Regions from separate parts of the Mus musculus genome. Here region 1 is linked to region 2. A link is a loop called in an ENCODE intact Hi-C map of the cell type or tissue named here. Cell type or tissue: gastrocnemius. All regions are shown on one strand. Each heading gives the region's core, and the rest is flanking DNA. Links, peaks and the distances in the headings are about the cores only.

The links. A loop is a pair of places that touch in the nucleus more often than their neighbours do. Peaks named below come from ENCODE experiments on the same cell type or tissue, not always from the same donor. Only the 100,000 strongest peaks of a DNase experiment are listed, where the experiment ranks them.
Region 1: a loop joins it to region 2, with 10 times the contacts of the local background. A loop is called at or near these places in 13 of 42 quality-filtered maps.

The regions. Positions count from the first base shown.
Region 1 is chr1:61,293,857-61,302,198 of GRCm38, forward strand. No RefSeq gene overlaps it. Among named protein-coding and RNA genes, the nearest start is that of 9530026F06Rik, 80 kb to the right of the region's middle. In gastrocnemius, for the core only: a CTCF peak has its summit at 4,313 (motif pointing right); DNase peaks (open chromatin) are centred at 3,166, 4,328 and 7,399; H3K27ac peaks cover 798 bases.
Region 2 is chr1:61,767,071-61,775,412 of GRCm38, forward strand. Pard3b (par-3 family cell polarity regulator beta) reads left to right here. Exons shown (of 23, transcript NM_001081050.2): 2 at 878-979. Pard3bos1 (a long non-coding RNA gene) reads right to left here. Exons shown (of 4, transcript XR_373443.3): 4 at 4,884-5,016. Among named protein-coding and RNA genes, the nearest start is that of Pard3bos1, 94 kb to the right of the region's middle. In gastrocnemius, for the core only: a CTCF peak has its summit at 4,368 (motif pointing left); a DNase peak (open chromatin) is centred at 4,354.

The sequences.
Region 1 (8,342 bases), core at 13-8,012, 470 kb before region 2:
GTGTTTGCAACACTTTCTAAAATCAAGCCCAATCTCTCTCCTTCTCTTCTCTCTATCTCTTCTTCATTCTCCCCTTCACTTGACAAGTATTAAAAAGCAGAAACCCCTCCTTTCCCCTCAGGTGATTAATGTATTTTGGTCCTCTGCAAGCACAAAGTACTGTTCCTTCAGGCAACAGGATTTGATAAAGAAATGAATCTTTGAGATTATTAATTCCCTGGGCTGAGATTTTGTTTAATAACTGTTCTGTCAGTGATAGATCTGAAGAGGTGTGTGTGTGTGTGTGTGTGTGTGTGTGTGTGTGTCTGTCAGAGAGAGACAGAGAGGCAGAGAAAGGCAGAGAGAGACAGAGAGACACACACACAGAGACAGACACACACATACACACATACACACAAACACACACACACACACACACAGAGAGAGAGAGAGAGAGAGAGAGAGAGAGAGAGAGAGAGAGAGAGAGAGATTTGCTCCATCTGAGAGATGTGGCAGGCAGGCTGGCATTGCAAATCCCATCTTTATTTGCAGCTGAGAAAGTGACAAATCACCGCTGTCCCCACCCCATTTCCATCTTCCCACCTGACTATCTGTACTATCTGATTAGGCCCCCGCCAGCCAATCACAGCACACAATTTGGGAAATATTTCCTTTCTAGCATTCTGGAGAACAATCCCTTGCTGAGGGAAAAAAATACATTATAAAATAAATGGAAAAGCATCAATCAGCTGGGGAAATGTGTTCTCCTTGTTGGGGGCAAGTGAATGTTTTTATTCAAATGGGACTGAAGACAGAGTAGTTTGCTTTTTTTCTTTCTAAGATACCTAAACAGAGCAGCAGAGGCTGTTACCTTTTCCCCTCGGATTGAGGTTTTATGAAGCCAGACATGCCACTGGGTAATTACCAGTGAGGCAGGGTGGTTGGTAAATACCTTGTCCCATTTTGGTGTGATTTGGATTGAAGTACAAAAGTGATTTATTGTTTACCAATAATCTCTACCCTCCCTTCTCGTGTCCCTCCAACAAATAAATGGACAAATTTCAGGAAGGCAGTCGTCCCCCCCACACACACACACACACTTTGGCATGTATTTATACTTATGTCTGCAGGCCTTACCTAGGGTTTGCAATGGCTGGCAAGTGTTTATACCAGAGACAAAGCACGCCTACTTTCTCAGTCCTCCTGTGTGGAAGAGAGCCCACTGAGAAGGAATTAGCTCTACCAATAATCAGATGTGCTCACTGAGGCCTTGAAACGGTGATCAGTCTACCCTCTCTTCAGCCCTGTTTCACAACGCATAGCCTTCTGCATAAACACACACACACACACAGAGAGAGAGAGACAGAGACAGAGACAGAGAGAAAGAGAGAGAAACACCCTTCACCGATCCTCAAAGATGAAGAAATAGACATGTTTGGGTGACTCATGGGTCCTCACACTCAATGCAAACCTAAATAACTCTCTGGATGAATGAGATGTGTCATTTCCAGGCTGTAAAAGTAATTCACAGCCTCACCTTTTCCTAATGGGGCCATGTGGCCTGGCGCTCTCATGTCAGCCAGCCACAGCTGCAGCCTGACAACACATGCAAAACCTATCATACCCTGTCCTGGAGGGCCTCACTCCCACCCCCACCCACCTCTGTCTTTTGACTGAGAGTAAAGAACCCTAGATGTTCTAGATGATATTGCCGCCCACTGCATTTGCTTCAACATGCCTCCATGAGATTTTTTTTTCTCATGAATTAATAGCAAAAATGCAACTATGTTATAATTCTGTTTTTTCTTCCTTCATTAAGGATGAGAAATTTCATATAAATTATGTAGTACATATTAACCCTGATTGGCCCCAGACAAAGTGCTGAGGAAATCTAGATTCATCAGCCAATGCTTTCTTCTCTCAGGACCTATCACCTTCCAGTCTGCTTCATCCTATGCCCAACCTCAAGCTCCCAAGTGAGCAGGCACTCGTGCGCACTCACACACACACACACACACACACACACACACACACACACACACACATACACACACACACACAACAGGGAGTCATTCTCAGAAACACTCTGTTCACTTGTCAGTCCAAATCCCGGCTTCCATCAGATGGCCCCTGGAGTGACCCCTCTGACCACACTCACATCCAGACACTGCTTAATTCCAACTCAGTCATATTTCATCCTTACATTTTCCAAATGCCAGACCAGTAGGCTTTCCATTTTAGGTCATCTGAAATCCATCCAGACAGTCCAGTGTTCTAGTTTTGGTGATTCTCGTGTTTGACACCTACCCTTCTCAGACTAAAAGAAATGTTTTTCTATTATCATCATCATCATCATCATTTGTTAGTTGTTGTTGTTGTTATTTGCACCTACTTCCTTTTCTTCTGGACACGCTCAGCATCACTAAAGGCAGACCTGAGTCTGCAGATACACCTGTGCACACACTTCATCCAAAAATATTTTCTCAGACGAAGCTAGTGCTGGGAAATATTAGCCACATGGAGAAAGGATTTCTAGTGACTTCTATGAGAGACCCTAGAAGAATAAATTTGGAAGTAGAAAGGAGTTTGAAATAAGCCCTCTCTCTCTCTCTCTCTCTCTCTCTCTCTCTCTCTCTCTCACACACACACACACACACACACACACATTCTGACCCTATTTCTGCCAAAAAGACATTAGCACTTGCAGTTCCGTGTCTTATTTTGAAGTCAGCTATCATTGACATGAGATCTTATGTGGGTTAGCATGGAGTGGATAATTACGGAGGCACTCACAGAGAGGCATCCCTCTAGAAAATACTGTTCAGAAGAGTCACACCACACTGGCTTCCCTGTACCCAGGTGTCTGCCCTGTGACCAACTCAGACTGTAGTTCGGGTCTACGGGGCTGTACTATCTCTGGGTTTCTGCCACTGACCGAGTCTCTCCCTCTCTCTTCGCATTCTGTTTTCAGTCTATTTGATCACATTCTCTGGTTCTTCCAATGCCTCTCCTCCTCTTTCTTTAATCTTGTCTTTGAAAAGCAGTCACATAGCCCAGTCCCTTCTTGCCAACACACACGGGAAAAATTAAATATTTGAAAAGCCTTCACTCGTGACATCCATCCAGAGAGTACCAATAAGCTGTCCAGGGCCACACCTCCATAAATGCAGCTGCTCTGGGGGCACCTATGCTTGGTAACCATCTCCCTGGCAACAGAGCTCCTGATGGCCAATGGGCATTGCCTTTGAAGCACTGAGGTTTTTGTTTCCAAAGCGTGTCTGCTGCTTCTACTTTGATTAATCAACATCACCTCTTTTGGTGTGTGTTTAAGTGAAATAATAGATGACTGCTTGGTTACAGCTGCATGGCAAAGGCTTTTCGGGAATCTTGAGAAGAAAAGGCAAAATAAAATAATAAAAATCGTAATGGATACTGTAGAAAGGCTTGAAAACCTCTTATTCATTGCTACTCACAGACCTGATTATTGGGTGAACTGTTCTCGCTCTCCACCCCACCGCCATCTCTCTCTCTCTCTCTCTCTCTCTCTCTCTCTCTCTCTCTCTCTCTCCTCGGTTGTTCTATTGATACACCCTATTCTCAGTCATCTCCCAGAGATTCTGAGAACCCAGCTTTTTTAGATCTTTGTACTCAGGAGACTATTTTGAACATCCCTTTGTTCTGCCTGTGAAGGTTAAAATGTTTGGGACAACGCCCTGCTCAGGTACAGGTTTCCCTTCCCCCACCTGCTCTCCACCATCCTTCCATCTGCTTTAGAAATTCTTAAGATTCTGTGACAGCAGGAAGCTGTTTGTGTTCTTCCCTTTACCTCATCTTGGGACTAGAATCCTTGGTGTTTATTTAATACCAGTCCAGGCCCTCTTCTACTCTTGGCGAAGACTCCTCAGACAGAGAGAAAACTAAATGCCTCATGCTCTAGTTTCAGAAAGACCATCAACTCCAAGTCCCTGGACACTCTTGGTAAAGTGAAAAAACTGAATAGAACCCAGTTCTGTCTTGAATTCATTCATACACAGTTTAACAGTAAATTTTTTATATCTAAACTAAATATATCTAGACTTCCATATCTAAACAACCAGTCACTGAACAACCATTCATTGTCTGGTGGGAAAAAATATGAAAGACGCCTGTTACTGGCTTGGCATGTTACTAACATGAAAGAAAGGTGTATTTTCTTATGCTTCATGCCTGTTCATTTTGACGACCTTTGACAGAATGCCTGACACTGACTTTTCCATTTGGCGCAAGGAAGATTTTTTTAACTAAGGAGCATCTACTAACAGGCAGGCCTTTCACAGAATACTAAAAGTCACCATTAGGTGGCAGAGTAGCACAATATGAAAAAAGCTATCTCCCAGGGGGACAACTCCAGGCCTCTGTTAATAGCTTGATTTTCCACTTACAGGCAAGAAAATGCCATGGAAACTTCTGTTTTCCTCTTTGAGAGAACAAGGAGGGAAAGAGATGGGGGAGGCACCAAGTCCCCGTCCACTGTGTGCTGTCTGCTGCCCCTTAGCCACATCTGGACGTTATAAATCATGCATTATTGTAGTCTAGCATTTTCTGATCTCAGCAACAGGCCCCTTCTAAGCAAAAGGGAGCCAGCATGTTCTGTTTAGCTTAAAAATGACTAAAATTGCAAGTGAAGGAAGGAGAGAAAATCACTCTAACAGCAGGGAAGACAGTGATGGGGTTTTCTTGCTGGTACTGGGTAAGCAACTTTGGAATGCATCAGTGGCTGGTTCCAGCCTCCAGTTATTCTTGCCCTGTGGCTGCTTCTGTTTGTGCCTATTTCTGCTCCACAGACACCAGAACATATCAGAATCTCACCCCAAAAACTCTCCAGTAGCTAATACCTCCATCCCCACTGTCATCCCTGTGTGTATTTATCACTTTTTAATCTGGATCATTGCTTGAAGTTCCCGGACCTTGCTCAGAAATGGTGCATCACTGCTGACTTTCAATAGATTTCACCTGTGGGCTCTAGAGCGGCCCTGTCATAGATCAAGGGAGTCTGATGCCTCAATCTGCCCACGTTCCTGCATTCCCAAGCTCATGGACTGCCATACAAAGTACCGTCAGACCATTTGCACAAGGACCTGTCTAATCTCATTAGATTTCTCATTTTCGGCATAATACTGTCATGGTGCCGTGCACCAGTGCCTCAGATTAGTGGCTTGTCAGAATGGTGCTCCACTAATGAGCTAATCCAAATAACGCTCAAATCCCAAATCAGATTTAAGATGATCCAGTCTGGGTGGAATTGGGGAGGGAGAAATGCTGGCCCCAAAGAACAAGCTTTCATTTTCTTTGTGTTGCTTTAAAATAAAATTGAGGGAGTGCTGTCAAACTCTTGATTTTTTTTCTCCTTTGCACGACATTAACCTCCATTGCCCAATTGGGAATAATAAATAGAAAAGAGTGCATCTGTATGGATGGTATAAATTTACCTTAGAGGACTAGAAACACACACACACACACACACACACACACACACACAAGCTTAATATATTCAGCAGATCTGTGTCCTTCACAGCTTCTAGTTTTTCTGATTTTCCCATGGGGTTGGCCCTAAGACCTTGCAGATTTTCAATATGATGTGTTTCAGTAGTGACCTTGGGATGTAGGGTTAGGTCAGAAAACATATTTTTAAGCTTATTTGTTTCCTTGTTTTCCCTCTGGGTAAAGTTGGGCTCCAGAAATCCCAAAATGCATAATAGCAAAGTTAAGGTCAAGACTTTAAACAAAGGAAACAGGGGAAACGGAACAGCACAGACCACATGCACAGTCTGTTTGGTTTCAGGTGTTCATGAAAACGAAGCTCTGGCTTCAAAACTGATGCTTAAAATGGTTTCTTTCTTTCTTTCTTTCTTTCTTTCTTTCTTAATAATAATAAAGTTTGAATGATGACCTACATTGAGCCAGCCAGCACGGGATAACAAAGCAGCCACCTGGCTTCTCCAAGGTGCACATCCCCTCAGATTCCAAAAGTGCTGCTGCTGGGTTTCTGTCTTGTTCATGTATGAAGCCCAAAGAACATGGCAGACCTGTTAAAGTCAGGTTCAGTCAAGCAGGGCAGCAACATGTCTTCATGTTTATGTGTGCAAGTGCCCTTGTTCATGTGTTTACGTATGCATACGTGTGGGGTACACATGGTGGAAATCAGAGAACAATGTCAAATGTTGCTCCTCACGTGTTATCTACCCTTTTGGACAGAGGGAGGGGATGAGGGCTTTCGATGGCCTGCAATTTTCCAAGTAGGCTAAGCAGGCTGGCTAGTGAGCCCCAGAAATCCTTCTTTCGATGCCTCTCCTGCACTGGGGTTACAAGTGCAAGCTTGTAACGGTTACTAGCCGTGGCGGGCTTTATTTAAAAAAAATATTTTTTTAAAGTGGGTTTTAAGGATTGAATGTGGGTCCTCAAAGGCACGTATTTGTCAAAATCCATCGATTACACACTTCAGATGAGCGGATTTCATTGCGTATAGATTACTCTTCAGTTACTAAACGTCTACATTCTCTTTTGGTTGGGTAAGCTTTTGTATTTGACAGCACCGGCATGAAAGAGAAGCGCGGCAGCCAGAGACAGCTGTTTTGTGTCTATTTTGCCTAAATCACTGCCGTTGAACTTGAAGAAAGTCAGCATGTCATCCTGGAAAGCCAGAGATACTTGGGCTAGACAATAGCACCATCTTGCAAGCGCTTTACTGACTGAGTCATCTTCCCAGCCTACCATTACAGTTTGACATACGAGCTGAGCCAATTTGTTGTGTAACCCTTATTGACCTTATTGACTTTGTGAAAGACACTCTGGAAAGCCCAAGGTAGTTGTTCCAGAAAACAATGCTGCTATATCCTTTCACACCTCCACAGCCTTGCTCCGATCCCTTGCCCAATGCACAGGCAACATGAATCTGCCTCTATCCACCTAACAGACTGTCAGGTTGCCTGCTCATTTGCTTTTAGCTAAGCACACTCAGGGCAACTAACCACCTCACTGGCTTCTCGGTGCTCTAACCAGATCTCAGTCACAATGAGTCTGTCTCCTCAGCTTCACTCAGAAATGAGGTGCAAATGGATGACCATTTTCCCTTACGAATGATGACAGGCACCCATGGCCTCACCCTAGAAAAAAAGCACCCCCTAATCCACCAGTCCCCCCCCTCCCTCCCCACCCCTCACCCTAGCCAATCTTTTAAAACCACCAGGAGAGAAAAAAAGAGGCCTGCCATTGCCTCCCTGCTGACTCTAATTACCCAGCCGGGAATTTTACAATCCTTCTCCCCTGCCCGCCCCCACCACTGTTCTAACAACTACAGAACAGTCAGTCTGTAGACTTTTTGGCCGGCTCTTTCTTTTGTATGCCCACTGCTGCCGAGTGGATTGGTCTCCTAATGAGTTCTGACACTAATGGAACTGTGAGACAGCGTGATTATGGAGGTCCTCCCCACATGCGGCTCAGACCTGGCAGGAAATGACCCGAGATTCTGCACCCTTCCACCCCGCAAAGAATTCTGTGGAAGCCATCTTCAGCGGCCAGCTGGATCGGCCCTGACCCCCACCCCTTGCTCCATTCAGTTTCTTCTTCCCTCCATCATCCCGCAGGTGGCTGAACATAAGATTTTATGGCCTGATGCTTGGTGGGTTAGTTGACAACGCTGGAGACCCTCTTTAATTCAGGAGGTCTATGGAGCATGGGGGGTGAGATTGGAAATGGGAACTGGGGCCCATAAAGAAAACCCAGATTTTCCCAACTCGCTTTTAAAAGTGATCCAAGGAGGGAAGGAACTAGGGAAGGGACGCTGTTTTCTATTAGATGCTTAACAACGTGTGTAAGTGGAGGTGATTGAAGAAAAAAACAACAACATGTGCTTCTGCAATCTCCCTGTTGTGTGCGATACAGGTGTAAGAGACTGGAGCTAACTATTGAACTGTGAGCTAATTATAGCAAGAAACAGCTGTTGTCCTCTAATGAGGATGAGGCTGCCGCAAGACGCTACTCTGCCCGGAAGCCTGTTGGAGAGCTTGCTTTAAGACTGCTTATCCGGTACAGCATAGTCCCCGCCACACACTCGGTTACTGGCCTGTTCGCACATCCAGTCCAGCAGGTGATAGGTAATTTTCACCTCACCCTGTCTGGAGAGAAGAGTATGTCCCCGTTTTATTAACCTCTATGCTCCTTTTCTCTTCAGTCCTCAGCAGCGTATAATTCCTGACCACCCCCCAGCTGTGAGTTACCAGGAGTACCCCCTTTGTGTCACCCCTCTGATTTCTTTCAGATCACTCCCCCTTTTTCCATGTTTCCAGAACAATCGGATATTCCCAAAGCTGTCAACTATTTATCGT
Region 2 (8,342 bases), core at 300-8,299:
GAAGGCACAGTGAGCATGGGAAGTTAAAAAGGCAAAGGGATTGGGGTGCTGATACCCTCCCCCACTTCCAATTCCACCGATTTGCTAAAGTTAAAGCTGGGAGAGTCACATATTTCTGCTTTGGAAATTTTATATTATAGTTTAAACTATCTGAAGTTGAGGAAATACCTTCATAATTATTCTGTAGAATATTTTTGGCATTACTTAAGTTGAAAGGTGCTTTTCAGGTTGGTAGTTCATTTTCTGCATAGTAATTTAATTTCAGAAAAATTTATTAGATGGGTAGACCTCAAGTTAAACAGGATAAAAGTGGCAGTTATTTATACATAAGACCTTTGTTTTGTGTTAAAAGTTTTATTGGTGTTCCAACTTGACACAACTCTAGATATATGTGAGAAGAGGGACTTTGATAGAGAAAAATATCTCTATAAGATTGGCCTGTAGGAAGGCCAGTAGTACTTTTTCTTGATTATTTATTACTGTAGGAGGGCCGAGCTCACTAAGGGCACCTTCCTCTGGGGCAGGTAGTTCTGAGTGCCATAAGAAGCAAGCTATGGCCGAGCAAGCTCTGGGGAGCAAGCCAGTAAGCAGCACTGCTTCACAGTGTCCGACTTCAGGTCCGGCTTCCAGACTTCAGTCCTGTTGAGTGTCTGCTTTGACTTCCATCAGTGACTAATTGTGGCTTGAGAGTTGTAAGACAAACTAAACCTTTGACTCCTCACTTTAGTTTTGGATATGGTATTTTCTCACAGCAATAGGAACCATAGCTATAACAATCAATATACCGTATCTTTATTGAGATTAATCATCTCTGTTAAAATGTGTCTTACTTTGGTAGAAATAGATTGAGTCATCAGATTTGCTTGTTCCACCACAGGATCCTGGATACTGGGTGAAGATTCATCACTTAGAATACACAGATGGAGGAATCCTGGATCCGGATGATGTCTTAGCAGATGTTGTTGAAGACAAAGATAAGGTAGATGACTCTGAATACTTTCTTCATTTTCCTATACCAAGCAGCATATTTTCAAGCCATTCAATTTCTTAACAAACTCATATGTCAGTTATTATTAAAAGATACCATCTGTTTTGGTTTCACCTGGACAGCTCATAAATCAAAGTTCTTCATCAGATGTTTGCCTGAAGTTTGTCGAAGTTTGGGAACTTTTTTTGTGGTGGCCTAATTAGCAGACTCTTCATTCTCAAGAGCTCCCAATACATCTCAATAAATTAGTGTCAGCTACAGAGGCTGTTGGAGCCACTGCTGCTGTTGGAGTTTATTCCAGACAGTTGCTAAATATTCATCTTAATGCCTGAGGTTGGAACGTGTTTTGTGTTTTATACTGGATAATATAGTAGGGTATGGATGACTCCCAAAGAGCCACAGAGTAGATTTTTCTCAAAGTAGATGGCACACTGTATCCTGTGTATGTCTTTCTTTCATGTTAATCCTCACCCTGAAACAAAAGAAAAGCATTGCACTGAGTATGTTGAATATTTAGGAAATTTTAAAACTGTTCTTTTAATTATTTGGGAATAATTCATCACAAATGTAGCATTTTAATGGAATTTTGCTTCTTATTACTTTGATGAGGTATAAAAGGAAAGTATCCCATGGCAATATCCTAGATTATTGTCATTGAAACACACTGTTTAATATGAGCTGTGTTGTCCTTAGAAACAGAACTGCTTCCAAGATTTCTTCTCTATAACATTAGCACTGTTTATTTTTATTTGTAGCATGTCTCTCTCTCTCTCTCTCTCTCTCTCTCTCTCTCTCTCTCTCTCTTTCTCTCTCTCTGTGTGTGTGTGTGTGTGTGTGTGTGTGTGTGTGTGTTACGTTAATATTTGCAAACATAGTCTTCTATTTTATATTTCTTTTGACACTTGGCTTGACTTACTTCATATGGTAGTCAGCCACACAGTAAGCAAATTGTGTTTCTAAGTAGATTGCCAACTCCTAGAAGGCAGGGGCTGAAGATCCTTTCCTCCTCTGTATTTCTTATGTTAAGATATCTGGTAAGGCATTTAATGACCGTTCTTTTGTTGTGGTTTCATTTTAGCTACTTAGATTGACCATGAAATCAAGAACTTCCCTCACCTGAGCCTCCAGAGTGCTGAGTTTGCAGCCTGAGCTACCGTGCATAGCTACAGAGTGTTTCATGATTTCCCCCTTATAACACCAAATGATGGCCATTCATTTGCCTTTTCCCAGTTCACTTTCTGCTTCTTCCCTGGGAACACCTTCCTTTTTTGAGATAGTTGAGATATTTGGCTTGATTTTTAATAATGAAGGCCGCCTGCATCTCAAATTCCACTGCCAGTGTGTTCATACAAAAAGCAAGAAAATGCTACATTAAAGAAAGGGCAGAAGATACCGGCTCATCCTGGCCTTATTTCAAATCCCATTTCAGGAAGGGAAATTCTGTTAACAATATCTGAGGAGATCTGTCTGATGCAGCACTTTCCTCTGATGCATTCTTTCAACTGTTTCCTCAAGGCCTTTTCAAAATGTAGCTTGTATCTTAGACACAGAAACAGCGTTATTATGTGTGTCTTTTTGAAATGGGACTTAACACCACTATTAAATACGGAGACAAGGACACAGTCAGCTAAGAGCCTAGCAGAGGATCCATATATGTTAGCTACAGCTACAGCTTTCCTCTTAGTGCACATTCATGGCTCTCCATGATGCCTGCCATTGTGCTACACAATCGATAAGGATTTGCACTTTTCGTGTTGCCTGAAGAAGAATCACTCAATTTTCTTCTTTTTGTTAAAAAAGGAAAAAAATAATCAGTGAAAAAGAGAGCTTTCTTATATTTCCTGGAAGCAGAGCCCACCAAACTTGTTTCTCTTACTTTTAGTCAATTCACAGTAAGTAGTAATTTCAACTGATGGTTTGTGGACCTCCTGTTGGATATCAAACCTGCTCAAGAAGGCTGGAGGCACAGTTGGGCTTTTATGTGTAAATTACTTGGTGAATACTCATTCACAGATGGAATATGGACAGAGAGCAGGCACAGAGAAGATTGGCTGGGTGTGAAGACTCATGCTCAAGTCATAACACTTGCATTCCTGGGATGGACTACCTACAGGGGAACTGGCAATGAGGGCTGTAGATAGGCTGGACCAAGTAATGGAGAAGCCAAGATCCCAACAGCAATTACAGTCCCAAAGCGGTGTCAGCTGTGGTTGCTTTGCTTTCGGAAAATCAGTGCAGTTCAATAAAGGCTAGAAACTAGAGGTGGAATGATTTGATGTAAAATTGGAGAAAGATCTAATTCATTTACTTAGTTTGATAAAGAGATGACTTCTGAATCCCATGGTCTTGTTACTCAATAATAGACTCTTAAAACAGTAACTCACATTGTGAATTGTTGGCATGGTTAAAAAAGACAACTACAACATAAAACTATGTAAATATGAAAGTATATAATTTTTATGAAAATTGAATTCCTTCCATAACCATACATACATATGTATATATGCCCTAGCCCTAACCTCCAACCCTAACCCTAACTGTAATACATATATACACATATGTGTATATATATGTAATATATATACATACACACACACACACACACACACGTGTGTGTGTGTGTGTGTGTGTGTGTGTGTGTGTGGTGTGGTGTGTGAAGTATAGTATACCATCACAGAAAATTTCTTTATTTACAGCTAGGTTTTACAGATGGGAAGTGCTAAACTTGAAGGCAGGCCAGGAGCTCTTGACTTGCACAACTGGGCCTTGACCCTTGAATACCATGTGCTGTCTCATGTTCAAGTACTACACTATCAGCTCAGCTTTGTCTTTGTGTTTGGTATAAGTACTTGTTAGACTTTTGTCTGCCTTATCCTCAGGTTCAACAATTTATTTAACAGCAAAATGTTAGTTAGTGTAGTGTTAGTGTAGAAGAGTTATGTGTTTAGTGTCCCTTGCTGTCTTTTAATGATATAATACTATTATTATGATATTTTCATGTGCATGTCTTGATTTAAGTACTAAGTGTTTGAGATTAAGTACTGAAACACCAAAGAAACTAACTTAATGCATACTTTAATAGTTTCAAACAAATCTTATAAAATTTGTTTTAAAGTTATTTAATTGCTCAAAATAGTTTTATAAGGAGATACTTGATTAATATGACACAATATTTGGATTAAGATATTATTATTATGTGAGAAATGAAATGCCAGCAGGACTAAATTTAGAACAGGAACACACTGTCTGTTAACATACTCAGCATTCAGGGATCTTCACATATTCAAAGGGAGACTCTTGTGCACAGTGAATGAACTAGTGACCTAGTCAGACACACTGCCACTTGCTTTCTCAGAGCACTCTGTTGCCCTCTGGTGGATGGCACAGTCACTTAGAAGCCAGCTCAGAAAACAGTTTGAAATTTGACACTCCCCCAGTTAGAAAATGTCTTTTGTCTTTTTAGTATAGATCCCAGATCAGAGGTGGATAGTAAAGGGAGAGTTTACACATACATATCTCTGCTCTCTTAAGTTTTTCAAAAATGGCCAAGGACACTCTTTGCATTCATAAAACTTGTTTCTATTTTTGGCTTTCTCAACTTCCTTTTTACTGACTGAAAGGTTGATGGCTGATTGTACTAAGATATGTGTGACTTTAGTGTGTAACTAGACAATCCATGGTGTATGTTGTGTTTTGCTTGGGAAGTGTTGTTGCTACATTAATCCTTTTTAAAAGATACTGAATTATTATATATATTTTTTTACAATCCTGGGTTATTTTTGAACACTTAATTTATTAGTGATACTTCTACCTTAACATAAAATAATTGTTCTAAATCTATTATATTTTCTTAAATAATAATATAGTAAATTTAATTCTGGAACACTTACATTTTGAAGGGATCTTGAAGTTATGATGTGCCTAGAGGTTTAAACAGTGCTTCAGAAAGAAATATGGAAGCTTGTAGGGGAGGAGAGAAGTGCTTCTGCTTACAAGGCCCATGGCACGGGCCTCAAGATGACTTTCTGCTAGAGAGTAATAAAATTATAGAATTTTAGATCCAAAGTATACTAGTCTTATGGACTAACTTTAACATCTTCCTAAACAGGAAGTATCTGAACCAGGGAAGTCTCTTGGACTCCTGGACTTCATGACTGTGGCTGGTTTCTTTCCGGAGTCCATTTTAGCATTTCCTCTTTGGCATTCTGATCGAAGCTGCTGTTGAGGGCCGACTTCTGCCAGGGGCAAGCCCTATGTTCTCTTTTCTCTCCTGTCAATAGAATATCCTTCTTCTAGTCTTGAACTAATAAGTTTTTTCAAAGTCTTAATCATCTGAGCACAGTTTATTTTTAATTCTTTTTTCGTGTTTTTTATCCCCATCTTTGCATTTACAGAGATAACAATTTTAATAAATAAAAGTCCAGACTAAGGTTATGGCAACTGTTGGGAATGATCTTTGTTATTGGTTTTCTTACCTGAATGGCTTTCAGCAACGTAGCCCCTTTCTTTGTGTCATGGCTTTCTCATGGGTAATTGAAGCTAAAACAATGCAGTAATTTTATGTGATATTATATCATGTGTGATAAATAACCTAGCCACAGTGTGAAGCCACATGCTCAGGAGAATAACTGTTAGGTTCTAGTGTGTTACATTACATAGTAAATTTAGCTATCAAATATACTATCAAAGTAAAAAAGATTGGATTTGCATTATTTTAAATGTATTGCTTAAAGCATATCCCATCTAGGAATGTGGTTTTCAATCTGTATTTACAGATTTAGAATCTCTGGATTCAAACAGCTGTGAATCAGAAGTACCAAGAAAAGAATTCCAGAGAGCATCAACGACTTCACTTGTGTTTGCCCTGTGTCAGGGCTACACTGAATGTGTATGTAAGCACACCCCACCTCACAGGTCCTCAATCTCTCTTTAACATTTGTTCCACCATTGTTATCTGGAAGCCTAGGATGGTTGTCCCTGCTGTTGGGACACATTGGTTTTACCTCCCCTTGGCTTTAACACATGATCAATACAATAGCTGCATATGGAATAGTTATGCTCTGTTAGCTATGCTTAGTAATGTGCCCATGCTTTAAAATACATATATAAAGTACATATGACTCATATGCAACTTCTTGTCCTGTTAGGGATGTGGGCATCTATCCATAGAGGTTGGTGTCTGAAGGACATCCTGGGACCTGTCACTGTGGATGATAATAGGCATTTGTACTTGAATAAAGTACAAGTCTCATAGGTTCTGTTATGAGTCCCTGGAATACCCACTTCCCCCCAGCTGTCTGAAGCATGCTAAATGGCAACAGTAGTAAAGCTATGGTTTCTTTCTTACATGCACCTCCTACCTGTTCTATACTTCCAGTGTTTTACTTGTTTAGCATGCCTATTGGTCCTTGTGCCTGGTCTCTGATAATTTAGGACACATACTTACATATGTATATGTATATGTATATGTATATGTATATGTATATGTATATGATGTATATGATGTATATGTATCTATATATGCATATATATGTATACATATACATATATATATATATATGCACACATATACATACACATACATACATAATATTGGTTGATAGTTTTATCCATTGCTTGTTTCCAGTGCCTGTAACTGTGCCTAGCCCTTACTTAGAATTCAGATAATGTAGAAAAAATAAATGAACACTTTCCAATGTTAAATAATTTGATCATTCAGAATTTCAGTTTTCTCACTGGTAAAATGGGAGTGGTAAATAATCTTAGTGTCACAGGGAAAGATAGAAGTTGTGTGTGAAAATTCAATGAAAATATTAAAGCACTATACACATAATAAGGATATACTTGTACCACTTCCTTATTTTTTATCGATCTTTAAATATCCAGGTCAAACTATTTTTTAGCAGTCAATACTTTTAGATCACTTCAATCCCAAGTGGCTTTTTGAGCACTCTAACTTCATATACATAATTAATACTTTAATATAAGCATTAATATTTGACCCTTGGCATTTTGAAAATTTTAATGTAAGAAGGGGATGGTTTTTTAAAGATTATTTTTTAGCACCTTGACTTAGTATGGGTGGTGGTGTTGTTGTCGTCGATGATGATGATGATGTTTTTGTTTCTTTGATTGGATCTCAATATGTAGACCAGGTTTGCCTGTGAATTACTATATAGACTAGGCTGGTCTTGAACTCACAGAGAATCACTTGCCTCTGCTTCCTAAGTGCTGGGACCAAAGGTATTTGTACCACACCCTATTTATACTTTTGTTTTAATAAACATCTTTGGTTTTAGTCACTGATAAAGTTGAAACTAAAGTTGAGAGTTTCTATTTCGCTACCTTTCCTTTCTAGGAACCTATATTGCCCCTTAAATATTGCAGTAGGAAGCAGTGTGCAGGCATGTACCAAGCCCAGAGGAGCCCTCTGCATTAATACTTCTGTGACCTTACTATGGCAAAGATAAATGGTTTTGGGAGATAGTAACTACAGCTACCATAATCCTGATGATGGCCAAGTCAAATATGGACTCCCCAGTGCCTTCTACAGTTTACCTGGTTGGCATCTATAGCATGTCTATACGTGTACACGTGAATGAGACGCATGCAGGTGTCTAACCGCTGTGGTTCAGCTTTGCAGTGCTCAGGTCAGGGAAGCAAGAGTTCCCTCAAAGGACAAAAGGAATCATCAGGCTTGATGCTACTGCTCATGCAGCTGCTTCCTGTAGTACAGCAAAAACTAAATAAAAAATGTTTGCAAGAATGCAGATAGGACAAGGAAAAGATCCAGTCACACTTGAGATCACAATAATGCTTTATTTAGAGCCAAAAAGCAAGTCAGAGAAAAAGAGTCAAGGAACCTAGCCTCCTTCACCGTACAGTGTGCCCTTAGCCATACGTTGTCTTGCTGCTTACTGCTCTACAAATTTTCTCTGTCACATTAGTTTCTCTTGATGCCACCTCCATAAGTATATATCTATGCTGAGATTAAGGGTTAGTCAGTCTCTACAGAAACATGCATGTTATGTAAGTTACAAATTACAATTGCCCTATGCTGTTTTAAATTATATCAAATAGAATACTGCAGGGTTTACAAAACACCCTCTTTTAAAATACAAATACCTGCAGGGGTTAATTGGTAACCCATCAATTATGAATTAATTAGACTGTATTCCACTAATACCTAGCTGGATTTAACCTCGTCAGAGCTTGCAGAGGACTGGAAGTTGGTAGGATGGTTCTGTTTTTCTTGATATTCTAGCATTCCTCATTACAAACTTTCTCTCTTATAAGGTCAACTATCACTGCTCCAACTGCCCTGAACTAGGAGAATCCCAAATTAAATTAGCAT